Linked DNA regions of Homo sapiens: region 1 is linked to region 2. The links are chromatin loops, found by intact Hi-C in ENCODE. Cell type or tissue: psoas muscle. All regions are shown on one strand. Each heading gives the region's core, and the rest is flanking DNA. Links, peaks and the distances in the headings are about the cores only. Region 1 overlaps ALPK3 (alpha kinase 3). Region 2 holds the start of ALPK3 (alpha kinase 3).

Region 1 (15,446 bases), core at 4,534-12,533, 58 kb after region 2:
TGACTGGAAGATGACTGATGTGCAGATTGCTACCAAACTCCGAGGGTGAGTGGTTCTTGGGGACAGAATGCCCTCTGGGCGTCTTCTCAGGGTGTAAAATGTCCTAAGCCCTTCTGGTTCTCCATCCCTGAGGTGCTGGGCCTGGGGCCAAGTGGTCCCAGACACACCCATGGCCATGTGGTAACATCCTAGGGGCTACTGGTCCCCACCCCTTATCTCTGGCCTGGTGTGGCAGCTATTACTGATGCCACACATGGGGTCCCCTGCAATCCAGAGCTCTCACATACTCCTCCCCTCTCGCTTGAGGATGGTTGCCAAGGTGCCGATGAGTAAGGGTCCTGTGATGAGAGTGCGGACCTCGAGTCTGCTCCAATTTATGTTCAGAAGCTAAGCCATTCTTATGCCATTTAAAGTCCTGCGTGATGGATTCCATGTGTCAGGGTGTAATGAGACCACAGTTTTAAAACTGAGGCCTTGGGCCAGGCATGGTGGCTCACGCCTCTAACCCTAGCACTTTGGGAGGCTGGGGAGGGAGGATTTCTTGAGCCCAGGAGTTTGAGACCAGCCTGGGCCAAGTAGAGAGACTCTGTCTCTATTTTTTTAAAAAGAAAAACTGAGGTTTTGGCTGCTGCCACCTGAGGTAGCACCAAGGGAGAGTCCCCATCACCCTCAGATAAGGTAGGATGTACCCTGAGCACGACATCCTGATGATGGCCACCCCAGAGTCCGCCCCCCAAGGAACTGTGTCTCTGGTTGGGACCCCCACTCAGCTCTTCCTGTCTGGCTGCAGATACCAGGGCCTCAAGGAAAGCTGCTTCCCTGCCCTGCTGGACCGGTTCGCCTCCTCCCACCAGTGCAATGCCTACTGTGAGCTGCTGGGGCTGACACCTCTCAAGGGCCCGGAGGCGGCCCACCCCCAAGCCAAAGCCAAAGGCTCTAAGAGTCCATCTGCTGGCAGGAAAGGCTCCCAGCTGAGTCCTCAGCCCCAGAAGAAAGGCCTCCCTAGTCCTCAGGGCACCCGGAAGAGTGCTCCAAGTTCCAAGGCCACCCCTCAGGCCTCAGAGCCAGTCACCACTCAGTTGTTGGGACAGCCTCCCACCCAAGAGGAGGGCTCCAAGGCCCAGGGCATGCGGTAGCCTCCGCAGAGGCTGGGGGCCTCCACCCAGCAGCAGACCAACCAGGAAGCAGCTTGAACTGGATGGAGACTTTCCAAATATGGAACTAACTGGAGAAGGTGCACGAAGGAGACACCACTTGGGGACCTCTCTGAGCAGGCTCTCGTGAATCAGCTCGTCATCAGATGGCTTTGGTGCATGGCACATAGCCCACTGGCCTCTTCTGGTGCCACTGTCACCCAGGGCTCCCGGGCCTCAAGCAGTCCCCACCTCCAAGTGCCTGGCAACCTAGGCCCTCCTTGAAGTTTACACTTTGCCACTGCTGGAGGCTCCCCTGAGTCCTCTGCATGAGTTCTGCACCCCAAGCCCTTGCCCCAGCCCAGTCCAGCAGCAGATGTTACAATCTGAGTGAGGACATGCAGGCCAACTTTTACCCTCCTGCATTTGCCTGGCCCTGATCTCGCCTGTCCTCAGGGATCCAGACTTCCTCTGCTGGTCTGGCCTGGTGACTCTCAGGGTATCTTCTCCTTCCAGCTACTTTCGCTCACTGATCTCAGCTTATCCTGCAACTAACCATCCTTGAGCCCAGATGGGGCTCAGGGCCCTTCCAGAGCCTGTCATGTCCTTGTGCAGTGGCCTTTGATGTGTGTTCACGCTCTTCCCCCTTCACTCACTCGCCTGCTTCCCATGCTCCCTTGTACCCCCTCGCCACATCCCTGTCTTGGGGCCCAGCTGCAGCCTGCTGCCTGCCCTTCATGGCTCTGCACATGGCCCTTTGCTTGAGGGCTCCCCACTCCCTGCCCACCAATACCCAGGTGAGGAACAGACCCTCTGGCCTCTCACCCCACTTCAGTGCTCTCTTCCCCAACTTCTCTCGGGCTCTTTGCTCATGAGGTGAGAGCTGGTGTGAGGGTTGTGTCAGCAGCTGTAGCCAGAGAGAGGTGTTGACTCTGAGAGACCTTGCACTCCATACTGAAAGGAGGTGGGGTCACAGTGAATTTCACATCCCCTCTCAACCAGGAGTGGAGGGCTAGGTCCCTTCCCCATGGGGAGTACACTTGGGTGTTCTAGGAGGGATGCAGTCTATCCATGCACTTGGGTGGAGGGGAGTCTCTGTGCCTGGGAATTAGGACCCCTGCTCCAACCATCGCTCTTGATCCTGGGGCCCCAGCTCTGGGTCCTCATGTATGGGCTCCCAAGGACCCAGCAGCCTGGATCCTTCCAGAGCATCCCTCCTGGAGGCCTGGGATGGGGTAGGTCTGCAGCTAGCCTACTCCCTTTGGAATGCAATAAAGGCAGCATTGTGTGCCCTGCTTGCCCTCATCTGGTGTGGTTGGAGGTCTGTGGAGTCAAGGTCCCCCTCTCCCAGGCAGGCTCTCTGAGGGCATTCTGTAGTCCCAGGCCCACTGGAAAAATGAATCTATATTTTGGTTCCTGGACCGAAGTTCAGTCGCAGCCTTCTGTGGCCACAGAAAGACAGCTTGTGCTGCTTGCACAACTGAGCTGCTGGTGTGTACCCCTTAGCAGGGTGTCTGGGGACTTACGCCTTTGGAATTGCTCTTCATTCAGAAGAGGAACACAAAGGAAGCCACCCAGGAAGGAAGCACAGAGCTGGGGGCTCTGGAAACGCCCTGTGTCTCTGGCTACAGCAAGACCAGCCCAGGAGCCCACCAGCACCTGCCTCTCAGCTACTTGCTGACCATTTCCTGCTTCTCAAGCTGCAGAGAAGCTTTTCATTCCCACCCCCACCCGGAACCTCCCCTTGCCTAACATTTCCCCTCTATGGTAACATCTCTGACTTCTCTACCTCCTCTGTGCTCAGGTGACTCCACATCTTCTGCCCCAGTGTGTCCCCACCTCTCCCAGCCTGTATACCCAGATTACTTTGGTGAACTGAGAGCTGGAGTACTGTTCATTCATTTATTCATTCACCCACTCATTCAGCAGACATATACTGAGTGCTACTTTATGCCAGACCCTGGGCTGGCAGCTGTTTGGAGGCAAAGATGTATGAGGCCATCTCAGGAGAGACTACTTGTTAGGATTCTTGAGTTTTGACCAACAGAAATGAACTTGGACCAACTTAAGCAAGGAAAAAGCGTTCATGGGAAGGATGCTGGGATAGCTCACAAAACCAAAAGAATAGCTGAACAATTAATTGGCCCTGGGAAGGGTGGGAGCTGGGGCAACTACGAGGCTTGCCTCCCAGGAGCTGCTGCGGTTGGCAGATCAACACCAACTTGCCATTGGTTCTAGTGGGTCCCCTTCCACTCAAGATTCAAATTCCAAGTGAAAGAACCTGGCCTGGAGCTCAGGGCTTCATAGAGTGGGAGGGGGGCAGTCTTCCAAAAGATGCGGACTCTTGCCACATGGAATGGTGGAGTACGGAAGGGTGGAAAGGGTTTGGTAGGTAAACCCTGAAGATGCTTCTAACACACGTGCTGTTCTCCCATCTCACGTATGACGACTCTCCCACAGGTAACCAAAACCACATTTCTCTCTGCTTAGGGAATTCAAGATCATATCTAACTTCGAATTCCAGGGGTAATGACACGGCTTCTATTCTCCAAAGTCCAGTGTCATTAGGGATAATCTCCCTCTTTCAGTTTTATCACAATTCCATTTTGAAATTCTACAACCTGTAGATTAACTGGTAAAATTAACCATATTCAACCAAAATTGTATAACCCAGCAAGAATGGAAGAATGGGTAAAGTCTACAGTCCATTTCTAGAACTGGTCATGAGAACTCATGTTTATGATGATGGACTTTTGATCTGGTGGAGGGACCCAAACCTTCAGTTCTGAAGCTCATTAGTGGTCCTACCTGTGTGACAGGCATTTACTATTGGACTGGCAGTCCCAGGACAAACTCCAGGAATCCCCCCATGTCCATCTCTACTCCTGCCCTCTTTTACGTAGCAGCAATCATATTTTCCCTTGATAGGGTTCATCATTCTAGATACTCCGATGACTTCTTTATAATGAGCCTGAAGTGGCCTGGTGGCTGCCTCAGCTTCCAGTTCAGTTGAATAGCTACTACGTCTTTGAGGATGTGCTCCTTGCTGGGGGACTAAACTCTCCACGCCAGCCCAGTCCCAAACCTAAACCTCGGGTATGAGAAAAGCATTGAGATCTAGCAATAGCAGGGCCATGTCCACACTGCGTCCTATCCCTGAAGGAGAAACAGCGCCAGGTATGGTTGCCGGCTCCAAGCGCATGCTGCCTCCTGCAGGCCTGACCCAGCCTCTCGGGGTGTTGTTTCTGGTGCCATAGTTGAATTTTCAACAAACCATTTCACCACCCTCTCAAGACAGCTGCTGCTGGTTTGTGGGTTCCTGACAAGATGAGTGAATGCCTGCCCATCAACCCGTTACTATTCTTTTAGCTGTAAAGTGAATTCTCTGGTTGGGTGCAGTATGTGAGGAGGTCACATGATGTTTATGGCATTTGAGAATTCCATGGATATTGATGGCAGGAGAGGCATGATGGGTTAGAAAAGCAAATCCAAATCCAGAACAAGGGCCCAAAAGGGCCAAGACAAATTACTGCCCCTCTCAGAGCCACAGGTGTAGACAGGTGAAAACACTGGACAGTGAGTGAGCTACCCACACACGACCCACTGGTGCCTTCAGAGCCTTAGCCTGGAGCGACAGTGTACCGTTGATAATGGAACGCACTGGCCATGCCAGACTTTATGGCTAGGCGGTCAGATAACACTACGAGGGGCAGCATGGCCACCAAGTGTGCCAGGGCCAAGTGTTCAGGCTCTCCCAGAGCCCAGTGGTGAGCCAGAAGGGCATTTTGTACAAGGATAATGGTTACTTTTTGGCCAGAGCATCACTTGGCTCCAAATCCTGGGTTCCCGTATCATATTTTCTTGTCAGGACTTACCGCAAGCTATGTATGGCTCCGCGGTATGCCACCCATGGAAAGACACCTCATGCACCATTGACCTGCCAGGTCACGTGGCCTGATGGCAGCGTCGGCTGCACAAAAGACTTTCCCAGCTGCAATGCCTTCGCCTGCTCTAGGCCCACCCCAAAGCTGGCAGTCTTCTAGGTCAGTTGGTAAATGGGTTAGAACAAGATGCCCCAAAGTGGCATAAATTGCATGGAATTAGGCCTTAGTGGCGAGGGATTCGACATACAGTCATTTGTCCTACATTGTGAAGGAAACATTCTGACCTCAAACAGATCCCTCAACCCCAGAACTTTATAGAAGGGGCAGACCTTGGCATTTTCACATGATTTATCTCCCACTCTGATTCACATATGTTTGACCAAGGCACTGGGCAGCTGCCAATTTCCCGTCCCTTCTGTAGTCCCAGATGAATGGATACAGACCTCTTTGGGGAAGGCTGCAAGGAAGGTTCACAACATGCATCTAAGTGTTAAAATAAGTTTTTCCTTCAAAAATACATTTGACTTCCTCTCCATTTAAGGTCTGGAAATCAAGTGGGAGATCTTGACTTTACCTTGGCACTTGAGACAGAACTGTTGGCCCAGAAGTCTTTAGTTAAGGTCATTACTAGGCCATATCTTAGGGGCGTCTGGCCTTTTTCATTCCTGGGACCCACAGCTCGAGGTCTGGTTTCCATGCCCTATCCCTTACGATGAGCGCCCTATTTTGTTCCTTCTGTCTATCTCTGTTGCTGAGATCAGGGAGCCCACGTTCACAGCAGCTCTTTCAAGCAGCCTCCCAGGCCTAGAGAGGAAAATCAGCAGAGCCTCGTGAATGTATTTCTCGTGGCAAGAAGGGAGCTCATCTTCTGGGTCCTGCCAGAGGGCAGTGAGGGGGTTGATGGGCTGGGTGCATGCCAGGGACCCAATCAAGCATTTTTATCTTCTGAAATCTTTGAATTCCTGCCTTTCTTGGATGTTTGGTCTTTTGATATAATTTAGCATGGGCCAACATTTGGTCCAGATTTGTATTAGCCAAGCCCTCCTAAAATAGTAATAACAGTATCTGGCGATTTGAGCTTTTACGTAGAATGTAGAATCTCTGGTGAGTGAACATATCAATAAAGACAACCTGAACCAAAATTATATCTTGGTCATACAGCCTTTAAAAGGTCCACCACAGACTGCGCAACATAGGGAGACTCCATCTCTACAAAATTAAAAAAAAAAAAATTAACCAGGCGTGGGGGTTCATGCCTGTGGTCTCAGCTATTTAGGGGGCTGAGGTGGGAGGACTGTTTGGGCCAGGAGACGGAGGCTGCAGTGAGCTGAGATCACGCCACTGCACTCCCGCCTGGGCAACACAGTGAGACCCTGTCTCAAAAAACAAAAAAAGTCCACCAATGTACCCTATATTTTTTGACAATATATTTGCCAGTTCATGCAGTTTCTTCAGAATATCACTCTTCTCTTTCCTGATCTGATTAAGACTCTCATCCCCTGGCTTATGCTAAGTGTGGGTTCTGGTTAGTGGTATAACATGTGGTGTGGGGCAGGAGGGAAACTGTTTGCTTTCTTTTATTATTATCATTATACTTTAAGTTCTGGGATACATGTGCACAACGTGCAGGTTTGTTACATAGGTATACATGTGCCATGGTGGTTTGCTGCACCCACCAACCCGTCATCTACATTAGATATTTCTCCTAATGCTCTCCCTCCCCCAGCCCCCCACCCCCTGACGGGCCCCGGTGTGTGATGTTCCCCTCCCTGTGTCCATGTGTTCTCATTGCTCAACTCTCTCTTATGAGTGAGAACACGCGGTGTTTGGTTTTCTGTCCTTGTGATATTTTGCTGAGAATGATGGGGAAAGTGTTTGCTTTCTTCTGCAAGAGAGAGGTACACCTTTCCTGGTAGTGGAGGTAGGAAGGAAATATTTCTGGAGGGTTGTCCTTTTTATGTCCTTTGAATACTCCCAGATGTCATTAATCCAGCTGACAGGATGCCACCTTTTTTTGAAACCGAATGAGGTTATGAATTCGATTGGTGGTGAATCTAGCAGTTTTGCAGAATCAGACTCTGGGTTTGTTTTTAAACAAACTCAATGGCTCCAAGCCATAAGGGAATTTCTACCCAGTAATAGAAAGGTCCTGAATTTCGTTCCATGCCTTGAGGTGGGAGGATTTTAATGATCATCCTCTAGCTTCGTTTTTTGCATGTGTGACAGGGTGTCACCCAGGCTGGAGTGCAGTAGCGCACTCTTGGGCTCACTGCAACCTCTGCCTCTGCGTTCAAGTGATTCTCATGCCTCAGCCTCTGAGTAGCTGGGACTACAGGCATCCACCACCACGCCCTGCTAAATTTTTTTTTGTATTTTTAGTAGAGACAGGGCTTCGCTATGTTGGCCAGGCTGGTCTCAAACTCCTGGCCTCAAATGATCCGCTTGCCTCAGCCTCCCAAAGTCCTGGGATTACAGGCGTGAGCCACTGTGCCCACCCCATCGTCTAGCTTTAAAAAGTATCCAGTGATGTACAAAGGCTGCTACTTTCCCATCCCTGAATAGGAACAGGAGTTTCAATGCTCTTCACCCTATCTTACCTCCATAACCAATTCCAAAAACCCCTCTTATTTCCTGGGAAAAGGAGAGAGTCCATGTCCTTTAACATCTTCCCTATGAATGTCACCATCAGTTACGGTTCTCTGACTGCCAGCAATAAACTGGCTCTAACTTAAGTAAGAACAAAAGGATGCCAGGGTAACCCACTGGTCTGAAAGAAGAATTGAATGACAAGCCTAGGGTACAATGGTAACCAGGGCAGCTCTGAGGACTTTGGCCTGAGGAACTTGCTGACCATCACCCTAAGTGCACCCTTCTCATGACTCAATCCCAACTGCCTTTTGTTACTGTGTGTCTCTACTCAAGAAAGAGAATCTGATTGGCCTGGCTTGAGTTACATGTATCCTTGAGGCCTGGGGCAGCAGGGGTACTGTGGGAAAGAGGGGTGATTTCTGCCCACCCACCACCAACCAAAAAACCAAAAAAAAAAACAAAAACCGGAGGGGGGTGGTAATGTTACCGGGAAAACTGTTAGCACAGAATACGAAGTAAGAGAGTCCTAGCTCATTCCGACCCCAGAGAGCAGCCACTGGAAATGTGAAAGATGGCTCTCAGCACAAGGGTTATCACCATGGAGAGGCCTTCAGGCTGGGACCCAAGAGGCCTTGATGAGTGGCACTAAATTGATAAATTTACCCCAGGGCAGGGTCTGGGTTTTAGTTTTGTAACTTGATACTTCCCATACCCCTGAGTTGATCACTCAGGGAGGCTATCTCATTCTGGTTAAATTTACAGTAAAATGGAACTTAAGCATGAAGAATTCACCTTGCTAATTTTCTTTTTTTTTAAATTATACTTTAAGTTTTACGGTACATGTGCACAACGTGAAGGTTTGTTACATATGTATACGTGTGCCATGTTGGTGTGCTGCACCCATTAACTCGTCATTTAACATTAGATCTCCTAATGCTATCCCTCCCTCCTCCCCCCTCACCTTGCTAATTTTCAGTGAGAGGATCACTTGAGCCCAGGAGTTTGAGACCCTGTCTCTATTTAAAAAATTAAATTTGGCCGGGCACGCTGGCTTATGCCTGTAATCCCAGCACTTTGGGAGGCCGAGGTGGGTGGATCACCTGAGGTCAGCAGTTTGAGAGCAGCCTGGCCAACATGGCAAAACTCCGTCTCTACTAAAAATACAAAAATTAGCAGGCCGTGCTGGCACGCACCTGTAGTCCCAGCTACTCGGGAGGCTGAGGCAGGAGAATCGCTTGAACCTGGGAGGCAGAGGTTGCAGTGAGCCAAGATTGTGCCACTGCACTCCAGCCTGGGCAAGAGAGAGAAACTCTGTCTCAAAAAAAAAAAAATTAAAATTTCTTTTCAATGAGAAATTTAATCATCCAATAGACTGGACACTGTGTTTACCTGATAGTCAATTCTCCTCTTCTTCTGAAGGGAATGGTTCAAGAAAATGCAAATTCTCAGATTTGGTGAGCTTAGGACAAGTCAGACAAGTCTCAGTTCAAATCCTGCTTTGCTGGCTGTGTGAACTTGAGCTTGTTGCTTAACCTCTCTGAACTAAGATACCTCTTTTTTTTTTTTTACAATCCTTTTTTTCTAATATTTATAGACTGCCTATTATATTTGCTGTGTTCATGAGAGTGAACAAAACAGACATAGATTCCTCCCTTATGGAGCTTACAGTCTAGTGGGGGAGACAAACATTTAAAAACACAGCAAAAATGTATTAATGGCAAATATGTAAGTATGAAGTCTTGTGAAGCAGAAGAATAGGAGATAATGCCAGCCGGGGACGGGACCTAATTTAGATGGGCTTAGGAGCCTCTCTGAGGCTTGACATTTTTTTTTTTTTGAGATGGAGTTTCGCTCTTATTGCCCAGGCTGGAGTGCGGTGGTGCGATCTCAGCTCACTACAACCTCCACCTCCCAGATTCAAGTGATTCTCCTGCCTCAACCTCTCAAGTAGCTGAGATTACAGGCGTGTGCCACCATGCCCGGCTAATTTTGTATTTTAAGTAGAGATGTGGTCTCACCATGTTGGCCAAGCTGGTCTCCAACTCCTGACCTCAAGTGATCCACCCGCCTCGGCCTCCCAAAGTGCTGGGATTACAGGCATGAGCCACTGCGCCCGGCCTTCACATTTGAGCTGAGATGGGAGGAAGGATGTTGGTGAGAGGAAGTGGAAGGAGAAGAGCATACCAGGCTGAGGAAACAACTGGTGCAAGAGCTTCCAGCCTGGTTACTGAGAGGCAAGGGATGGAAGCTCGTACCTGGGGAATAAGAGGTGTTGCAAGCCGAGGCTCAGAGGCAGGGCCAGGTCATGGAAGAACATTTGCAAAAATCGTAAGAGCAGTGTGTATCAGCCAGTATCAGCCACAACAGGAAATCACAGAGCCCTGAATGACAGTGATCTTAAATAAGACAAAGTTATTTCTTCCTCAGGATGAAGTCTGTAGGCAGTAGGAGATCTGTACCTGGTCCACCCAGGGCTGGCACGGCAGCTCCAGGATGTCATCGAAACAGGCTCCTCCAGCTCTCTGCTCTGCCCTGCCAGCCGACACAGGAGGAATAATTAATCCCCAGTGGAATATTATGAGGAGAAGAACTGAGAATAGTAATATAAAGCTAAATCTTTGTTATATAGAGAGTCAATAGATAATGTCTAAAGTTGAAAATAAAGGCTGGGTACTATGGCTCATGCCTGCAATCCTAACATTTTGGGAGGTTGAGACAGGAGGATCACTTGAGCCCAGGAGTTTGAGGCCAGCCTGGACAACATAGTGAAACCCTGTCTTTGCAAAAAATAAGTTAGCCAGGTGTGGTGGCGTGTGACTGTAGTTCCAGCTACTTGAGAGGCTGAGGCAGGAGGATCACTTGGGCCCAGGAGATTCAGGCTGCAATGAGCCATAATCACGCCACTGCACTCCAGCCTGGGCAACAGTAAATGAATACATGATAGATAGATAGATAGATAGATAGATAGATAGATAGATAGATAGATAGATAGATAGATAGAAGATAAGTAAATTAATAAAAATAGTACCTATATTGATATTTTAAGATCTATCATCTATGTATCTATTATCTATTTTATGTATAGAAGTTGCTACCAGAGGCCAGGCACAGTGGCTCATGCCTGTAATCCCAGCACTTTGGGAGGTTAAGGCAGGAGGATCACGAGGTCAGGAGTTCGAGACCAGCGTGGCCAGCATGGGGAAACAGTCTCTACCAAAAATACAAAAAATTAGCTGGGTATGGTGGCACGTGCCTGTAGTCCCAGCTACTCGGGAGGCTGAGGCAGGAGAATTGCTTGAACTCAGCAGGCGGAGGTTGCAGTGAGCCAAGATCGCACCACTGCACTCCAGCCTGGGTGACAGAGTGACACTCCGTCTCAAAAAAGAAAAAAAAAAAAAAAAAAGAAGTTGCTACCAGAAGTGGAAAAACAAGAATGACTTGTTTGTAATTGGTGGGATTTGAGGGACAACGGGGTTGGCCTCTGGCTTCCTGGGCTCTGGTCTCCCCAAGCCTGTCTAGTGGTGAGCTTCTGTTCAACTTCCTTTGCTGGTCCATTATTTGGACCTTTCTTAAAATGGAAAGGCCAGCAGAGCGACTCCAACCACCTCCTTCTGCTTCAGGAGCTGCCTTAGTGGATTGGGTCCCTCTCAACCAAGGCAAATCTGAGCTGCGTTGTTAAGTTTCAGTGGCGGATGCAAGATGTCTGGAATTCAGTGGGATGGCAGTGTCTGTCTTGAAGAGGCTCTTGGTGTTTGGGCTGGAGCTACCTCTGGACAGGAGGCGCCCCCTACTGACACCCAGAGGCCCTGGAAACTCACTTCCCATGAGGCACTGTCTGATCTCAGAACTGATGGGGTTCAGAGATGGCCCTTTCTCATTATTTCCAAAGGGCCTCAGGGGACACAGCACACACAAGGGTGAAGGACCCTCAACCTGGAATTTGAGACACATTCCTCATGGTAGAGTTTCAACAGGACATGACCACATGGATTTCTGGGCTGAGGTAGTGTCCAGTCAACCGCTCTGGCCACTGGACTTTTTTTTTTTTTTACGAGATTGAGTTTCGCTTTGTCACCCAGGCTGGAGTGCACTGGCACAATCTCGGCTCACTGCAACCTCCACTTCCAGGGTTCAAGCAACTCTCCTGCCTCAGCCTCCCGAGTACCTGGGATTACAGGCATGTGCCACAATGCCTGGCTAATTATTGTATGTTTAGTAGAGACAGGGTTTCGCCATGTCGGCCAGGCTGGTCTTGAACTCCTAACCTGAAGTGATCCTCCCACCTCAGCCTCCCAAAGTGCTAGGATGACAGGCGTAAGCCACCGTGCTCGGCCTGGCCACTGGCTTTTGAGTGGTTGGAGTAGTTCATCCAGGCCCAGCTTGGGACACTTTCCCGTGGAGTCCAGCCAGCTGACAGTTCTAACCAAATTAAATACTCTGGTTTCACACTAAACTGCCTTGGTTCCACCAAACCCCTGATAAAGATTCTCATCGGAATGAAGCTGTGGACAAAGCCAGGGTCCTCCCTAAGACTCACCCACTTTAAGGCAGGCAGAATGCCTATGGGGGAGAAGCCCTGCCTGGTCATGGGCCCATGCCTGCAGTGGTCCACAGGAGCCTGCACCTGGCTTCCAGCCAACAGAAGCAATCTATTCCTACCTGTAGTGGATGCTGCTGGTGCCCTGCCCAGATGCCCTTTACCGCGGGGAACCCATCCCCCAGGCGCTGTTAGTTGGTAGCAACTCACAGCTGCCCCTTCTCTGAAGCATGCTGGGGTCGCTCAGAGAATAAGAATCAACTGCTCCAAAAACATACATTTTGAAGCATTGTCCTGAGCCAAATGGAAGCCACCTCACCCGGGAGGCAATCCCCACTTCCACTCTTAATCCTTGCCCCCATCCTTGGCCCATGACTAGCACTGCTACGAAAGGCTGTCCTTGCTTCACCTCAAAGTGGAACTAACTCCATGGGAGAGTTTGGGCTCTAGGGTGTCTCTGTGGGATCAGACTAAAGCCAAGCCCCAGCCGAGACCACACTGCTGCTTCTTCCCTTGGCCCTATTCTGCCTCCCTTATCCCCTTCTCCCAAGAACACTCCCCCAATAAATCACTTGAACAGAATCCCCATCTCAGGCTAAGGAATCTGCATAAGATCCATCAGGCATCCTGCTGTGTTGGCTCTCGCTGACAGAGAAATTTCACTGGGACTCTTCTTTTCTTCGCTTTCTTTCTCTTTTTCTTTCCCTCTCTCTCTCTCTTTCTTTCCTTTCTTTCCTCTCTTTCTCTCTCTCTCTCTCTCTCTGTCTTCTTTTTTTCAGGATCTTGCTGTATTGCCCAGGTTGGAGTGCAGTGGTGTTATCATGGCTTACTGCAGCCTCGAACTCCTGGGCTCAAGCAATTCTCCCACCTCAGCCTCCCAAGTAGCCAGGACCACAGGCATGTGCTACCATGCTGGTGGCTCATCTTTTCTTTCCTTTCTTTTTCTTTTCTTTCTTTCTTTCTTTTTTTTTTTTTTTTTTTGGAAATAGAGCCTCGCTCTGTCACCCAGGCTGCAGTACAGTGGCATGATCTTGGTTCACGATAACCTGTGCCTCCTGGGCTCAAGCAATTCTCCTGCCTTAGCCTCCCGAGTAGCTGGGACTACGGGCATGCACCATCATGCCCACCTAATTTTTATATTTTTAGTAGAGACTGGGTTTCACCATGTTGATCAGGCTGGTCTCGAACTCCTGACCTCAAGTGATCTGCCCGCCTCAGCCTCCCAAAGTGCTGGGATTACAGGCGTGAGCCACTGTATGAGGGCTCATCTTTTCTATCATGGCAAAATGTATATCCTTGGAGCAGTTGGATTCTTATTCAGGATATGGGGCTGACTGCCCAGTAAATCAATCCTTGCAGAATTCACACTGGGTCTTACCCAGGAAGTCATTCAGAGACACCATAACCCTGATGACACAGAGTCTGGCCAGAGAACACAGTCCCCAGCAGTAGAGTCCAAGCGGGGGTCCAGAATCCATCCTGCCTGTCAGGCAGCCGATGAGATGGTCACATGGGGCAGACACCTCAAGAGCTAGCTCAGATCTTCCAAATACTAGCACGCAGCGCGGTGGCCCCTGGCTTTACCTCAGGTTGGCCAGCTTCTCAATAGTTGCTCCCTTTCTGGTACTGGCTGCCCCGTCATACTCCCCCATGGAGGACAGGTAGGGGAAACAGTGGCCAATGCCTACCTCACTGGGTTATTGTGAGGGTTCCTTGAGATAGTGCATGTAAGGCTCTTATCACAGAGCCTGGCATCTGCCAAGCTCTTAAGTGTGCCAGCTGGTACCATTGTTGTCACCATCTCCTGGAACTACAGGATCCATCTCAGGGCCCCTCACACACTGCTCTTCCCCTCCAACCTGGGAGCTCCAGTGCCTCTCCGTTTCCTGAGGTTGGGGTGGTTAAAAAAGCTCTCTGCCCAAGCCCCTGAGTACTACCTTTCCAGCTCTCATCCCTGTGGGGACCAGCACTGCCCTGGGGAAGGAGACTGATGGGAACCAACAGGAAATGCTACAGCTGAGGCTCCCGGCCCATGAGCTGGCCAGTATTGAGCTTCTGTGATGGGTCAGGTCTCCACGGCCACAGAACTGAGGGAATTGGACGCAGCCCTTGGAATCAGGAACCTTGCTTCTACAGGTGTAGTGAAATGGAAAGGAGTGTTTCCAAGTGAGTCATGGCGTCTGATTGGCAGGCCCATCCAGGAACAACAGTGAGAGTACCAGTGAGAGTAGAGTGAAAGACACAGCCACGCCTTTGACTCCATGGCAGGACACTAGTGGTGGAATTCCACCTGGGGGGTAGGGGACGAGATATGCTTGGAGAGTTTCAATGTCTGAATATGGGACGTGACATTCACAGGTGTCCGTTTTTGTTCTACCTAACAATTGTATTTAATTTGTGGTGCCCTACTTGTCAGCACTTCTCTATGGACCCTGCTGGTCTTTGGTAGATTTGTTTTCCTGGCTCCTGCCAGGAGGCCTTAAGTCCTCTTCATGATTACTCCTGTAAAAATATCTGGCTTCGCCCTAAGTCTCAGTGAGGGCCACATCAGACCACTTCTATGACAGGGGGAGAAGATGGAACAATCAAGGAATTATTTTTGTCTGTATAGCGAATCGGCTTATCAACTGTGACTTGATCAATAAGGCAATGGAGATCCAAATTAATAGTCTCCACAGCCCCTGCCAATAGCTGGAGGAAGTGTACTTTAGAAGGAAGATATAGCCTTTAGTATAAAACCTATAATAGACAGGGACATCACCCCTGAACCCAATAGCATAACATGAATTAAGACCCTTGGTTTGCAGAACATCTTGATCTGGATCAAACTGAAAAGGAACTATCTCAATTTCTCACTATATGAAAAGCTGATATGAGGCTGGGCACAGTGGCTCACACTTGTAATCCCAGCACTTTGGGAGACCGGGGCAGGAGGATCACTTGAGCCCAGGAGTTCTAGACCTGGGCAACATGGTAAGACCCTGTCTCTACAAAATAGGTAAATAAATAAATATTAGAACAACCAGGATGAAATTTTTTAAAAAAGAAAAAAAAATTAGCTGGCGTATGGTGCACATCTGTAGTCCCAACTACTCTGGAGGCTGAGGTGGGAGGATTGGTGGGAGGTCGAGGCTGTAGTGAGCTGAGATTGCGCCACTGCACGCCAGCCAGGGAGACAGAGTGAGACCCTGTCTCAAAAAAATAAATGAATAAATAAAATGCTAATATGAGCTGGAGAGGCAAGAGGAATAGAAGGTAAAAAGAACAACAAGGGAAATACACTTTTTAAGTACAATCAATTAA
Region 2 (15,446 bases), core at 3,406-11,405:
GAAAGTCTTCTGACCAGAATGAAGTTGATGATCATTATAATGTACTTTGCTCTAAAAAGCTCGTGTGAACTATGACCATTCATGGCACAGGAGTTTGAGGTGAACATTGGCAAAGTAGATGCATCCAGAGAGGAACATCTTGCATGGCCTGAGGCTCTCAGTGCCATTTTGTTCAAGGAGCTGTTGAAGGAATTTGATGTTTCATCAAGAAAAGAGGTATTTCATGACCAGTATTTTCACGTCTTTGCGGAGCTATCATATCAAAAAGGAGTCTAGACATCTGTGTGGCTCCAGAGCAAAATTTGACTCAGAATAAAAGGAAAATCTGCCTGAAAATGAAATGGGCTGCTTGGAGGAGTAGCACATTCTCACGCCCTGGAGATGTGCAGGCACAGGCTAGGGCCCCTCCACCAGGGTTGTCTAGACAGTGCTGAGGCCCTGCAGTGGCAGGGAGAGGCTAGAGGTGTAGGGATTACTTAATGATGGCCCTTCCTGCCAACCGTGATCAGTCCCTGCTCCCCGCCCCCCGTTTCCTCTCCTCCACACAGATGGGACCACATGTGTCTCCCCTTAGTCTCTCTCTGTCCCAAGCCTGAGGACCAGCTGTGGTCCCCAGGAGCTCCACGTTAACCCTCAGGGACTGGCATCTGGCCACTGTCATTGGGTGGGCCTGGCTCTGACCTTATGTTTCAGCTCTACTCATTGGGTTGCTTCTACCTTGTTCAGGAGGCCAATGTTTGCAACTTCATAACCCAATTCTGTTAACCCATTATTGCTTGATATTGTGACTGGCTCCCCTTGGGCTCTTTTGAGAAGTTTGGTAGTGAACTGAAAGATGGGGTTGGCAGGGTATGGTGGCTTATACCTGTAATCCCAGCACTTTGGGAGGCTGAGGCAGTGTGATCGCTTGAGCCCAGGAGTTTGAGACCAGATTGAGCAATATCGAGAGACACTGTCTTTTCAAAAAATTAAAAATATATATATTAACTGGGTGTTGTGGTGTGTGCCTGTAGTCCTAGCCCTTTGAGAGGCTGAGGCAGGAGGATCACTTGAGCCCAGGAGGTCAAAGCTGCAGTGAGCTATGATCACACCACTGCACTCCAGTCTGGGTGACAGAGTGACCCTGTCTCAAAAAAAAAAAAAAATGGGTAAATACTTTAGAAGCAAACATTTGATTGTCCTCATAGGCTGTGGGGAAGGAGGGAAGGAGGCCAGGCAGGGGAAGCAGAGAGCTGTTACAGTAGGGCTGCTGAGAAGGCCAGAAGTTTGAGAGCCTTGGAAGGGAAGCAAATATAGGAAGCAGAGGTTAGTGTGACACAGGGATGATATAGACAGCCTGTCCTCCTTTAAAGTTGATGTTCTTGCCCAATGGTCTCACTTTCCCCTGTATTTTGAAGGAACAGTTGACCATCACAAGTGAGGAAGGCAAAGGGGAGATTGTAATCTTATTTGGAACAGTTGCTGTAGGGAAAGGAAAAGGTCAGTTTGGGAGAATGTAAAAGGATTGCCACGCTGCCTGAGATTGGACTTAGGCTGGAAACCAGAAATGTTGGCCAACCCTGGAGCAAGAAGAAGCCCACAACCTAATCCCAGGTTAGGAACCTGCTGGGTAAATTTAGTAGAAGGTGAAGGGCAAGTGCAATGAGTTCCCTAAGGAAGGTGTAGTTGACGTTATTGTCCACTTTGCACTGTGTTCTTGTGTGTATGGGGATGAGGTGGGGGTGGATAAGAGAAGTCACCCAGGAAGGAGCTCAAGATCATAGAGGCTACAGGGGAGCTGACATTTTAGAGGTAGAGAAATTTCTGCCGGGCGCGGTGGCTCGTGCCTGTAATACCAGCACTTTGGGAGGCGCAGGCGGGTGGATCATGAGGTCAGGAGATCGAGACCATCCTGGCTAACAAGGTGAAACCCCGTCTCTACTAAAAAATACAAAAAAATTAGCCGGGCGTGGTGGTGGGCACCTGTAATCCCAGCTACTGAGGAGGCTGAGGCAGGAGAATGACGAGAACCCGGGAGGCGGAGCTTGCAGCGAGTCGAGATTGCGCCACTGCACTCCAGCCTGGGCGACAGAACAAGACTCCGTCTCAAAAAAAAAAAAAAAAAAAAATCGAGAAATTTCTGGTGACAAGGTTCAAGTGGTGGGCATTTGATTGAGATGTGAAAGGTAAGTGAGGGTGAAGTTCTTTGTGAAGACAAGGTCACTGGACCTCTGCCAGGGTGTTGGCTGTCATCAGAGAGGCTAGGATGATGGTAACGGACCACAGCCTGCCATGGTTGCACTCAATGTGAGGTGACTGTTGTTTTTCATCAGTTCAGGTGAATGGTCATGAGGAATGTGATGGCTAATAATATTGGGGTTAAGGATTGGGTAATGCATGCCATGGGCAATGCTTCAAAGGAGGATGGATTGTCCCCTTTGAGTTTTGTTAGCATTGGAAGAGAGGGGGCTGGGTAGGAAGGGGAAGGGATGGAACTAAATTAAAATAAAAGGCATGTTCAAACTCATTCAGACCTTGTTCAGAGGGACTGATGTAGTAGGATCTAAGCGTCCTGGGAGATTCCGCCATTCTCTAACAGGGAGCAGCTTCCTTTATTGCACTGAATATGTTCACTAACACAAAAACAGGCCCAAGATTTTCCTACTATAGGTACCCAGTTTATTCTGGGGCCCCAGGAAGTTCAAAATAACTGGAAGATGGGATCCTGGCACCAATAACAAATTCCTACAGTGCTTCCTCAGTACATGGCAAACACTGACTGCCTTGTACTGTGTTGCTTACTTTGTTTGTTTGAGACAGGTTCTCTCTCTGTTACCCAGACTGGGGTTCAGTGGTGCAATCACAGCTTACTGCAGCCTCCAACTCCTAGGCTCACGTGGTCCTCCCACCTCAGCCTCCTGAGTAGCTAGGACTACAGATGTATGGCCAGCTAATTTTTTAATTTTTTTGTAGAGATGGGATCTCACTTTCTTGCCCAGGCTGGTCTCAAACTCCCAGACTCAAGCAATCCTCATGCCTTGGCCTCCCAAAGTGCTGGGATTACAGATGTGAGCCACTGTGCCTGGCCTGTATTATTTCCTAATGCAGAACCAAGGCATGCACTCTTCTGTGCTCTTTTAGCACCATGTACAAACCTCTATCACAGGATTTGTAATGATTCTGTTTTAATTGTTCTCTCTTCAGGCTTGAGAGGTTCTTGAGGACAGAGACTATAACTTATTCATTTCTGTACCCTCAGCACCTGGCATAATGCCTCACATGTAATAGTTAATACTTGCTGAATGAATGGCTATGACCTTCAGGATCATAAATGGAATGCCCCACTCCATTTTACAAAGGAGAAAGCTAAAGCTCAGGGATGGCAAGCCACTCGGCCAAGGTCACACAGCTGCTCAGTGGAAGAGTAGGATTAGTCTCTGGACTCCTAGCCTAGTCCTTGTTAGACAACACCACTTTCCATGTCCTCTTTCTCTTGTTAGACTGTAAACTTGGAAAGGAAAGGCATTATTGACTTCTCCATCCCTGAGTTCCTTGACATTCCTTACTCAGCTTGACCCCTATCTTGAACTTGGTTGAAGACAGAGAAAGTGTTCTTGTTAAATTTGCAGATAGCAGGAAGCTGGGTTCCAAATCTTGGCCAGATGTGGTGGCTCATGCCTGTAATCCCATCACTTTGGGAGGCTGAGGCAGGAGGATCGCTTGAGCCCAGGAGTTCAAGACCAGCCTGGGCAATATAGTGAGACCCTGTCTCATAAAAAAAAAAAATGGGAAGGATAGATTCTCCTATAGGTTAGCACTGGATGATGGGCAGAATTAAAAAAGATACAGACAAGAAGGAAAGGAAGTATAAGAGTAGGAAGATGAGATTTAACTTAAAAAAAAACCCCAAAAACAGGTAAGATTGTATACTTAGGATAAAAGAGACTTTAGGAGTGGGGAAGACTTTGATGAACAGTGGTTTTTGTTGAAAACTCACAGGCTCAATGAAAAATTGAGTCAGTGAAATAATTTGGCTGTCTGTCAGGGAAGTTGTTAATGTCTGGAGCCCAGACCCACCCTTAATATAGGTGCGAATTTAGTTGTAGGTTGCTATGGTCTAACCTCTGCAGGGGCCACATTTTCCAGAGGAAATTGGTAATTTGGAATGGGTAACTAGTGGCACCATATCCATTGTCGTATGAGAAATGGCCTGGAAGGGAAGTCCAGAGTCCCCATTGTGCTAGGCAAGGTCTCAAGGCTCTAGCCCCTGCCTCGTCATCCTCTCTCTACTTTCCTGTCGACTTCATACTCAAGTGACGTGCATACCGGGCTGTGTCAGTCCTCCATATCTTTATACGTACTGTTCCCTCTATCTGGAATATTCGGTTCCTCCTGCTCCCCACCCATAACAGTCTACTTGGCGAGGACCTACGTAATTTACAAAATCCTTCTCAAGTTTTACTTCCTTCCTTGTAAAACTGTCCTAATACAGGCAGAACTAACCACTGTTTTCTCTGTACTTTGGTGCTTCCCTATACATAGTTTTAGAATTGTATGTTTTCCCCTGCATCGTATGTTGCCTGTCCCACCTATTAGACTGTGAGCTTCTTGCAGGCAGAGACCCTGTGACCCCGGCCTCTAGCACCTGTGCCCTAACCTGACCCATGAGTGTTCACATGCTTTCCCACCCACCCCCTTTTTTTCTCTGCTGCTTGAACCAGCATACACGATTTAAACAAATGAACCAGAACTCCAAGTGGGTTTTCAAATATTTGAAAGACTACCCTGTAGATGACTGAAGATTCTGTGCACCTCCAGAGAGCCAAGAGCAAGAATGAATGGGGACATGTGATCAAGAGATGAATTTGGGATCACTAGGAGAGAACACATTAGTATTGGTCAGGATACTTCTACCAACAGAAGCCTAAATTGGAAATAGCAAAGGGAGAACTTTTTTGGTACACAGATTCCAAGGAAAGTTTGAACTGCCAACCTGCAGGAAGGCCAGGGACAAAGCTGGAACCCAGGAACACCTGAACGAGGGCACCTGAAAGCCACCAGGACCCTGTGTCCTTTGCCTCTGCTTCTCTCTGTGCTAGCTTCCTTATTCCTCACTGTAAACTGGCTTACTCTACAGGGCAGGAAACATGGCTGCTGACAGCTGTGGCCTCACAGCTCAGTTTTCCACCACAGAGGGTCTGGTTTTCTTTCCCAATTCCAGTTAAAAATGTTTTAGAGAAGAACTTTATTGGCACAGCCAGGGTCTATAGTCAGGGAGATTGGGTACCGTGAATAGCCTGGCTTGAGTTTGATGGCAGTCAGCTGAGGCCAGGAGTGGGATCATGTGGGAACAAGGTAGTTGCCATTGGAACCACACGGAGTAGGGGAAAGCCATTTCCAAAAGGAGTAGGGATGGGTGCAGCTTCGAAAACAGAAGGGTTGGACTCCTTTGCTCCCACTTTCTAACAATTACAGCCATTTAGCTTCAGGTACTTTCTGGATGCTCTCAGGAAAATAGGAGAAAGAAGGATGGATAAAAAAGTCTGTGGGCACTTCCGGCCGGGCGCGGTGGCTCACGCCTGTAATCCCAGCACTTTGGGAGGCCCAGGCGGGCGAATCACGAGGTCAGGAGATCGAGACCATCCTGGCTAACACGGTGAAACCCCGTCTCTACTAAAAAATACAAAGAAAAAAATTAGCCGGGCGTGGTGTGGGGCGCCTGTAGTCCCAGCTACTCGGGAGGCTGAGGCAGGAGAATGGCATGAACCCGGGAGGCGGAGGTTGCGGTGAGCCGAGATAGCGCCACTGCACTCCAGCCTGGGCGACAGAGCCAGACTCTGTCTCAAAAAAAAAAAAAGTCTGTGGGGACTTCCAATATTTAGACCAGGTTTCGGCAGTGCTTGGCACTAGTTCTTGGAAATTGTTGCATGATTTGATTATTTTTCTGGGTATCAGGACTCAGCCCATTTCCCCCTCTGGTGCTGAGAAATGGAGGCCGAAGGAGTGATCTAGAAGTGTTAATTGAGCCCCTAATCTATGCTAGTTACTGGGGGTGTTGGGGGAGACAGGAGAGAGATCCCACGGGGTTCCGGCCTCCCAGGGACTCAGGTCACTAATGGAGGTGGCTTGGCTTGTCTATGTGCTGGGCCAACAGCCACTGGCGAGGCAAGGCGAGGGTCAGTCACGGCTGGTGCCAGGAAGAGGGCTGGTTCTTTGGCTCCCTGGTCTCCCGCGGTCTAGCCCAAGCTGGCCAGCGGTTGACCTGGCTCCCCTGGCCCCGGCCAGGCCTCGTGGACCCCTCATATGCCACACGGGACATGAGCAGGCCGGCCGGGAGCCGGGTCCCGGGAGCTCCACGAAGGGGCCTGTCCTCCATGACCAGGACACCCGCTGCGCCTTCCTCCCGAGGCCTCCCGGGCCTCTCCAGACGCGGCGCTACTGCAGACACCAGGGCCGCCAAGGGAGCGGACTCGGAGCCGGCCCTGGGGCGGGCACATGGGCCCCGGCGCCCCCCGGCGTCTCCAAGCCGCGCTGCCCGGGTCGGGCCAGGCCAGGGGAGGGACAGCAGCAGGTGACGACGGCCCGGCCACCGGCTATAAATAGGGGCGCGCGTCAGCCGCGGGCGGGAGCGGCGGCGGCGGGCAGGGGCCCGGGGGCCGGGGCCTGGAGGACAGGCGAGGCAGCGGCGAGTGCGGGGCCGGCGGTCGGGGAGGGCGGTGCCATGGGGTCGCGGAGGGCCCCCAGCCGGGGCTGGGGCGCGGGTGGGCGGTCGGGGGCGGGGGGCGACGGTGAGGACGACGGCCCCGTGTGGATCCCCAGCCCAGCCAGCCGGAGCTACCTGCTCAGCGTGCGGCCCGAGACCAGGTAAGTGGCACCAAGGGGCAGGGCGGCGTCGGGCCGGCGATGCCCTGGGATCAGTCCCTGTGAGGGCGGCCTGGCCCCTGGAGGCCTGGGCTGGGCCTGCGCCCTCGAGCCCTCTCAGCCCCAAGGCCCAGGGCCTGGGGACATGGCCGGGCTGGAATGGCTTTCATAGCCCCTTGTGACCCCTCCTGATCCATGCGCCTCAGGCCTCTGGCAATTCGAGGCTCAAGAGAGGACAAAGGCTCCACTTTGGAGTGATTTCATGGGGTCTGAAGGCTTTCCTTATCTCCCCTGCCCCCTACCCTGCTACTCCCTGGCTTGGGATTCCACAGCTAGCGATAAGGAAAGCCAGAGTGGCTGAAATTCCTCCCTGGCAGGAAGGGAGGGGGAGAGCACTGGTGGGGACAGGGAGAGGGTGCTGGGGGGCTGCCCAGAGTAGGAGCTGCTTAGCTCAGGGTGGGGAGGTTCTCCAGGAAGAAATAAACCTTTGTAAATAAGGTTCCTCTACTGGGCCGAGGACTTGGGTCCTCCCCAGGACCTGAGTGGGGGCTGGTGAGATAGGGGGTGGGATGAGGTACTGTCTGGAGATGTTGGGAATTAAGGACTTGCAGCTCTGAGGGAGCCAAGTGCCCTGTCCAGTTTGGGGAAGTGAAATGCCAAGGGAGGTGTGGAACTGATGAGCCCTTCACTGGTCTTCCAAGAGTTCAAGAGGTGTGGAAGCTTTGTTTTAGCAGCTAGGCCACCCACAGATATAAAGACACAAAGACAATAGACAGGCATCCAGGAAATCAAAGGCACACAGGCACACGTGGACAGGCGCATTGCCATGGAGACAGACACTTCCTGCCCCCTGTGGGCAGCTCAGTTTCCCTTCACTTCTGGAGTCTGTTTTCCAAAGGGAAATGTGTTGAGATAGTGGTTGTTTCATAGCCTGAGAACTTGACTTGTGTATTATGCAGAAAACGGCCATTCCTCCAAGAGGCTGTCCAGAGACCTCTTGTTCTCCATTCCTAAAACAGCATAAAAACAGGCATCGAGGACATTCAGGAAAAGTCCTGGGCACTTCCTCGTGAATTGGCTGAGTCCTACTGACCTTGGAGTTGGGAAAGTTCAAATGTAACCGGAACCGGTTTCTGCATAAAACTCGTCAAATGGTGTCACATGTCTGGGGCAGGGCTGAGGACTGATGTTAGTGACTGAGTCAGACTCAACAAGGCCCCTGGCTGCCAGGAAAGAATACCCCTTTTTCTTACTCCTGGCTCTACAGATAAACCAGAATGAAATTTGGACATTTATTCCAGTCCTTAGAGAAGCTGACTCCCTTGTGGGAGCCTCACATTTGTCACAGTGACTTGTCTGGGCTTTGCCTCCTGTGTTTGGCCTTTGTCAATACCAGTGGAACAAACAGAAGAGGCGGAACCAGGGTCCTTCTTGGAGACAGCAGCAATGAAGGAAGGGAGGAAAGAGTGCCTTGAAAACCAGGCAGAATGGGGAGGGCAGGGGATCTGGGCTTTTAGGAAAAGGGCTGGAGAATGGACATAGTGCTGCTGCCTGGCTGAGCAGTTGTATGATAGATAAATGTTAATTGTACACCTCATGAGCACAAAGCTTGTGCCAGCCTGAGAGCTAGAGGCAGGATAGAAGTGGCTGGCTTAAGTCCCTTTGGACCTAAATGGGAATGTTCTTAAAAGGAGTCTCTTTCATCAAGTATCTGGAGGGGGCAGGACAGCAGGAGTGGGAGAAAGCTTTGGACTTTGGGCTGTGTTTTGCCCCTGCAGAGTTTTTTACTGCTCCTGCTGGCTAGCCACAGACCCCTAGAGGTTCTGAGAGACAAGGACAGCCAGATTTATCAGGCATCTGGAAAAGCCTTTGGCCAAAGTGGGGAGAATGTGACTGGGGCTGCAGTGGGGAGTGGAGGAGGCGAGGCAGTTCCTGCTTCTCTAGTAAGGCCTGACCTGTGTTGGAGGGAGCCACCGTACTGTCTGCTGTCCCTCAGAACAGCCTCACTGCCTGTGGGGGTGGGGAGAGCTCCCTAGAGATAGGGAGAAAGACAGTCCCTCGAGAATTTTGCCAGCTATGTTGGCTCCAGCCCAGCTGAGCCCTGACTATGCCAGAGTCCTGACTGAGAGGCAAGTTCTGTCCCCACTCACTCTTGGCTCCAACATCTTCTGGGTCTACCTTCACAAAGATGTGTCATGGAGCTCTCCAGGCATCATTCTCATGGACCCTTGTGAGGAGGGGCTACCCCTGGGAACTGATGGACAGCTGAGCTGATGGACACCAGAGGCCTTGGTGGATGGCCCAGAACCTATCTCCCTATGCACCTCTCTCTGTCCCACAGCTCTGAAAGGGTTTCCAGTCCATGTCGGTGCAAGAATATTTCCAATGCCCACTGGGGTCAGAGGTCTCACATGCAGATAGTCCCACCAAACTGTAGGCCCAGCCCCCAGGTCACCCGGCATCTAGGACCTCACCCCCATAGAACAGTGAGATGTGGGTAGGCTAGAGAAGTTAAGGGGCCAAAATTGAGTAGAAGCAGTTTTGATTTTTTTTTTGAAGCAGTTATGATTAATTAGCTTTTATGGGACACTCAGAAGTTCCAGAAACCCCTGCCCCCTGGATTCTTGGAGGCCCTGGTCCAGGTGGGCTCAGAGAAGTCACAGAACCTATGATGTTACTACAGACAGCTTTGAAACAAGCTCTGCTGTTCAGCATGGGTCAGCCAGGCTGTCTAGGGCTTTTAGGGAACCTGAGGTATCAGGCCAGGACTGTCCAAAGGCCTTTTATGTCCCAGACTAGATGAAAGCCAGGAGGGATGGAGGCCCCCAGCTTTCGTGGTCAGTTCTAGTTTTCCGTAGCCTACTTCACTCTTTTATGTATTTATTATTTTAGTGTGTTTTTTTTTTGAGATGGAGTCTTGCTCTGACACCCAGGCTGGAGTGCAGTGGCGTGATCTCTGTTCACTGCAACCTCCGCCTCCCAGGTTCAAGTGATCTTCCTGCCTCAACCTCCCGAGTAGTCTGAGATTACAGACGCCTGCCACCGCACCCGGCTAATTTTTGTATTTTTAGCAGAGACGGGATTTCATCCTGTTGGCCAGGCTGGTCTTGAACTCCTGACCTCAGGTGAACTGCCTGCCTCGGCCTCCCAAAGTGCTGGGATTACAGGCATGAGCCACCATGCCCGGTTTAGATTTTAATTATTTATTTTTTATAAAGATGGGGTCTTGCTATATCACCGAGGTTGATCTTGAACTCCTGGGCTCCAGCGATCCTCTTACCTCAGCCCCACAAAGTGTTGGGATTATAGGCATGAGCCACTGTGCTCAGTCCTAACTTCACTCCTTTATGAGGAGACCTTTCCTTTCTGGGCCCTGAATTCCAACCCACCTCCAACCCTTTTTTTTTCTTCTATTCTGCTTATGTATGAATTCCCATTTTGTGAGATGAAGGTGGCACGAAGAACTCTTTAAAGCTTTTCTGCCCCAATGTTTGATGCCTCTCATTCAGCTCCCCCTCAGAGGCAGTAAATGGGGAGCTCCCCTGCCTGGGTGACAGCCCTGAGCCTAGCTGTGGCCCAGCCAGCAGGGCACAGGCAGGTCTCCCACCTTCTGAAGACCAGGTGCCTCCATTAGTTCAGGGTTTCTCCTGACCTGACTAACAATGTAAGGGCGAGGCCTAGAGAGGGCAGGGCGGTTGGTCCAGGAGCAGCAGAGCTGGGGGAGGGGTCCTCTGTCCCAGCTCACTTCTTGACCAACATGCAGGTGGAACTTGTCATTTTCCTCTCTGAATTAGAAAGCTAACTCTCCCCCTCTCCTTCCCAGGGAAGAAGTCCAGACCCAAAGAAGAAGAAATCTCCCAATCCTGAAAGAGAGGGACAAATGAAATTTATGGTCAGGAAAGGATGGAGTTGGCCAGTGCCTTGGAACCATGGGAGGTTCTGCCCACGCGGCCTCCAGAGGATTTTTAAAGCTCTGAGCAGAGGCAGCTGCACTCTAGCACGCTCCTTTCCATCTTTTCTGGAGCAGCAGCTCCCTCTCGGGGGCAGCACCCTTCCTGCTTGAAAAATGCCTTTCTCTCCCCTGACCTCTCTCCCTCCCCCAGGTCCCCCACTGTACTTTCCTCCTCTTTCTTTTTCTTCCTCTCTCTCTCTCTCCCTTCTATAGAACAGCAGTTAAATACCCATCGTCTGTGCAGCACTGCACTAGGAGCCACAGAAGCTACAAGAACTAGGTTTGAAGGCTGGATGGGCAGGATTTAGTTGAGCAGTAGGAGGGAGGAAGGACTTTCCAAACAGGGAGGACAAAAGGGAAGGCTCAGGGGTCAGGAAGGACTGTTCATGCTGATAAGGGACAGGCCTGGCTGTGGTGGCGCCGGAGCATTGGGAAGTAGAGGGAATCTGGTTGCAGCGGGAGTGTGAGTAGATCAGGGAGGGCCCTACCAACCCAGTTAAGGAGTGGAGACTCAGCGTCCTCTACACTGGGGGACTGCAGCATTTTGTTAGAGAAGTGGGTTATATGAGGGGTTAAGGAGAGGGGGCTGAGGTGGTCATCAAATGTGGAGCCATGAGGGTCTAGACTGTAGTGCAACAACAAGAGCAGAGAGGAAGGGAGAAACAAGGGCCAAGAATTGTGCGGACTGGATTTGGGGTTGGAGAAGAAGTAGTCCAAGATGGCAGGTTTTGAGCTTAGGAGTTTGGGAGAATGCTGGAGGTATCTACCAACCCAGGAGCCCGGGGTTAGGGGTGAAGCCAGGTTTTAGGGAAAAGGATGGGTTTGGTGTTGTGGTTATAAAGAGATGGGATCCTCATAGAGCTTTCTTATGGTTAGAGACATAGACCGTGAGCACCATTGAACAGGCTGGGCTGCTGGGAAGGAAGGGAGAGCTCTTCTCATGATAGGGACAGCCGAAGGGAGTGTGGATGGGGTGACCTCTGACATCTCTCAAGGAGCTGGGATCCAGGTCCCCACTGGAGATTTTTGTATCAGGAAAGGAGGAGGGAGAGGGAACAGTTGGCTCATAGTAAGTGGGCTAGACTCCACTAAGGGGCGGTCCTGTGTGGGTCCTCATCCTAGTGCCCTACACAGTGGCCTTTCCTAGCTGCCCCAGGCAAGAGAGATGATTGGGGCCTCAGGCAGAATGGGCCTTGTGTGGACCATGGAGCTGGGTGCCTCCCAGCTCCTGCTGAATTAACTGCCTTGTTTTTCTCTTTTTCACTCTCCCAGCTGGTTTGCCTTGTGTGGCCTCTTTAACCATACTTTAACATATTAATGATGGGTGTTCTCCAAGCCACCTGTCTCTCCTAGCCTCTCAGGGGATTTCCAGGAATGGGGCTCTTTTCTCCCAAAGGCCAAGAATTGAAGCAGGAGCTTGCCCCCAGGCTGGTGTGCTGTGGGGTGGGGAAACATGCCAGGCAGCTGTAAGCCTCCCTCTTGGGGGCAGTGACCCAAATGCCTGGGACACACCTTTCTCAAAGCACAGCCCCAAAGGGCCTCCTTCCTGCCTAACCATTTTCCTGGACTCTGCTGCATTTAATGAGCTCTTGGTTTCAGATACATTGGTGTCCGGTGGTCAGGCCAGTTGCTAAATGGAGCAGGCCAACTAAGACAGCTGGTCCCTTTTAATAGAAAGGCTTCTGGGCCCCAGATGGTGGCCGATTAATAGTTTGCGACTGTTGATTTCGCCTACTTCCTTCTTGCTTTTTTGGCCTAATGATTCCATTTGCTGTTTTTGCTTAGCTTATCAAGCAACCGGTTGTCTCACCCCAGCTCTGGAAGGTAAATGCATATTGCACTACATTTCTCTGACTGCTTTTTCCTTGGGTCTGGGCATTGAGGGGCCACTGAGTGTCTGCTCGTGCACTAACCAGGCTGCATGGGGTGAGGGGAGAGCTGGAGGGTGGGTGGGGAGAGTGCAAGAAGGTACTCAGGTGAACATGGCTCTCACAGGGGGCCAGAGTTGATGCTTGCATGGGCCATTTGAGATGGGCACAGGATCTCAGGAATAGAAATATGGGCAGGGGTCTCTGAGATGCCTGCAATGACATCTCTGTGTCCCTAGGAGACACCATGGGAACAGAACAGAGAGCCATGAGTCATGTCACATGACCCACCTCTTCCCCATCCTAGGTTTTTTATTTCTTAGGGACAGGGTCTTGCTCTGTCATGTTGCCCAGGCTGGAGTGCAATGGCTCCCTGTAGCCTTGAACTCCTGGCCTCAAGGGATCCTCCTGCCTCAGCCTTCTGAGTAGCGGGGACTACAGGCATGCACCATGATGCCTGGCTAATTTTTAAAAATTTTCTTGTAGAGACAGAGTCTCACTGTGTTCCCTGGTCTTGAACTCCTGGCTCCAAGGGATCCTCCTGCCTTGGCTTCCTAAAGTGCTGGGATTACAGGCGTAAGCCACTGTGCCTGGCCCCAATTCTAGGTTTTCATGTTTTTTGTAACCACATACCTAGGTGTGATACCTTATTGTCTATCTTCTTCTAACCATGGTAACTGCCTTTTAAAATTTTTTTCTGCAGTCATTTAAGTTCTCCTTTTACCTCCTCTTTCTCTGAATTTTCCTTTCCTTTGGTTCCTCCCCATCCCTGAAGACTGTGAACTCTGTGAGATCAGAGAATACCACGTTAATGTATTCCTGCATAGCTTATTCTCTGAATCTGCTGCAGAGTCAGGGCAAGGTCTGGGCAGGCTCATGGTCCAGGTTTGCTGGGTGAATGACTGTCTTCTTGCCTCCTGAACTGAGGACAGCTCTTTACCCTTGGCTGAACTGACTGTTACAATCAAAATGGGAACATTTCCTGGCTACTTCCCACCACTTGGGCCTCATCCCAGACTCTGATAGTTTTGGGGAGAGCTAGCTACAGTTTCTTCACACAGAAAAAGATTTCAGAATAGCTAACTGGTTTCTAAATAGCTAATGTTTACAGACATGATTAGCAACTACTATGTCCATGGTCCTTGATGGGGATGAACACTGAGGAGACTTTGTTCTGTGTGGCTCATGGGTGGAACTGAGGATATCACAACTAATTCCAAGTGGAGTGTGGTAAGCGTTGACAGGAGACGACCTGGGCAAACCAAACCTTACCTAAGGGCGAGGTTAGGTTCCACTGAACATCATGAAAACCAATGATTCTGGTGTTCTTTAGAGACATATGATTAGTCTGTGATATCCTTGTGAAGTCATGGAGTTGGAAGGACTTGTCAGGGTTGGACAAGACCATTTCCAGATGTGTGGACTTCCTGGCTTTCCAGGGTATAGGGTGCAGCACACTCAGAGTCCATCCCACATTCGAATGGTTTGGAGGACGGGGACAGAAAGCTTGTGGCAACGAGAAGCTGTATGACATTCAGCAGAACATGACAGTATATACAGTGACTCTCCCTGTGCCTCCAAATGTACCCCAAACCCACTTCCCTGAAAGAGAAGGCTTTCAGCTAGCCACCCTTTCAGCTGTTACTTATTTTCTAATGTAAACATTTTTTTATAATACAGCTTAGGACCTAATGTGGAAAGTTTGAGAAGATATGTTCTTTTCCATTCAAAAAGAATGGTGAAGTAAAATAACTACTTGTTTTTATTTTATTATTATTTTTTTTTTGAGGCATCTCTCTCTGTCACCAGGCTGGAGTGCAGTGGCGTGATCTCGGCTCACTGCAACCTCTGCCTGCCAGGTTCAAGTGATTCTCCTGCCTCAGCCTCCCGAGTAGCTGGGACTACAGGCGCCTGCCACCACGCCTGGCTAATTTTTGTATTTTTAGTAGAGACGGGGTTTCACCACATTGGCCAGGCTGGTCTCGATCTCTTGACCTCGTGATCCGCCAGCCTCAGCCTCCCAAAGTGCTGGGATTACAGGCGTGACCCACTGCACCTGGCCTGTTTTTCATTATCTAGCATGAGCATTTGTCTCTGCAAATTTTCTTAAAACATAGTTTCCCTGTTGTCTCACTTATCCAGTAGCTGAAATGATTTCCTTAGACTTGTCCAGGCGGCTTCATACCTAGGAGCTTAAGCTGAATATTGGATCCAGGCTCAAGGTCATGGATGAGATAGGATTCAAATTATGCAGGGAGGACATAATTAGGGATGGTTTGAATTAATTGCAGACTCATGGAAGTAGGATTATGTTTAGCCTGGTGGTTTCTGGAAAGTGTTGATTGAGATTTGATATTTCCCCAAATCAGAAATTGCTGTTAGTATGATAGCAGCAAGAAACGTTTTCAGATATTAACACTTCCTGAGTGTTCAGGGAGTTAATAGCCTAGGCCCTGAGGACCCTCTATTTCTGAGTGGCTTAAGAAGAAAAGGAAAAGAAGCTTATTGCACAGATGAGTTGTAGGCAAGGGAAGGTTGTAGGGAGTGTTACAGAACATGTCTAACTGCAGACCCAGCTCAAATGTTCAGGTATGTGAGATTGGGATCCCCTTTATGGGTGATCTTTGTGGGGGAGGGCCCTTGTCAACTCCATGAATGCCCAGGTATCTACATTCCTGTGGTGAAACCACAGCAGGAACCCCATCAGTTCAGAAGTCTTACTTGATTCCAGATATTCTCTGGGGTACAACCCTTCTCCTCAAACTCAAGTCTAGAATAATATTCAC

Evidence for each region. A loop is a pair of places that touch in the nucleus more often than their neighbours do. Peaks named below come from ENCODE experiments on the same cell type or tissue, not always from the same donor. Only the 100,000 strongest peaks of a DNase experiment are listed, where the experiment ranks them.
Region 1: it touches region 2 in a loop (6-fold over the local background); 8 of 110 quality-filtered maps call a loop at or near these places.

Annotation. Positions count from the first base shown.
Region 1 is chr15:84,867,321-84,882,766 of GRCh38, forward strand. It overlaps ALPK3 (alpha kinase 3), which reads left to right. Exons shown (of 14, transcript NM_020778.5): 13 at 1-45; 14 at 791-6,159. The coding sequence ends at 1,136. Among named protein-coding and RNA genes, the nearest start is that of SLC28A1, 9.6 kb to the right of the region's middle. In psoas muscle, for the core only: a CTCF peak has its summit at 11,401 (motif pointing left); DNase peaks (open chromatin) are centred at 5,071, 11,381, 11,974 and 12,266; H3K27ac peaks cover 2,147 bases.
Region 2 is chr15:84,810,753-84,826,198 of GRCh38, forward strand. ALPK3 (alpha kinase 3) reads left to right here and starts at 6,604. Exons shown (of 14, transcript NM_020778.5): 1 at 6,604-6,843; 2 at 12,578-12,616. The coding sequence starts at 6,701. RefSeq lists enhancers at 5,702-6,232, 8,360-8,891, 8,892-9,421. In psoas muscle, for the core only: a CTCF peak has its summit at 6,485 (motif pointing left); DNase peaks (open chromatin) are centred at 6,509, 7,659, 8,019 and 8,859; H3K4me3 peaks cover 5,709 bases; H3K27ac peaks cover 6,152 bases.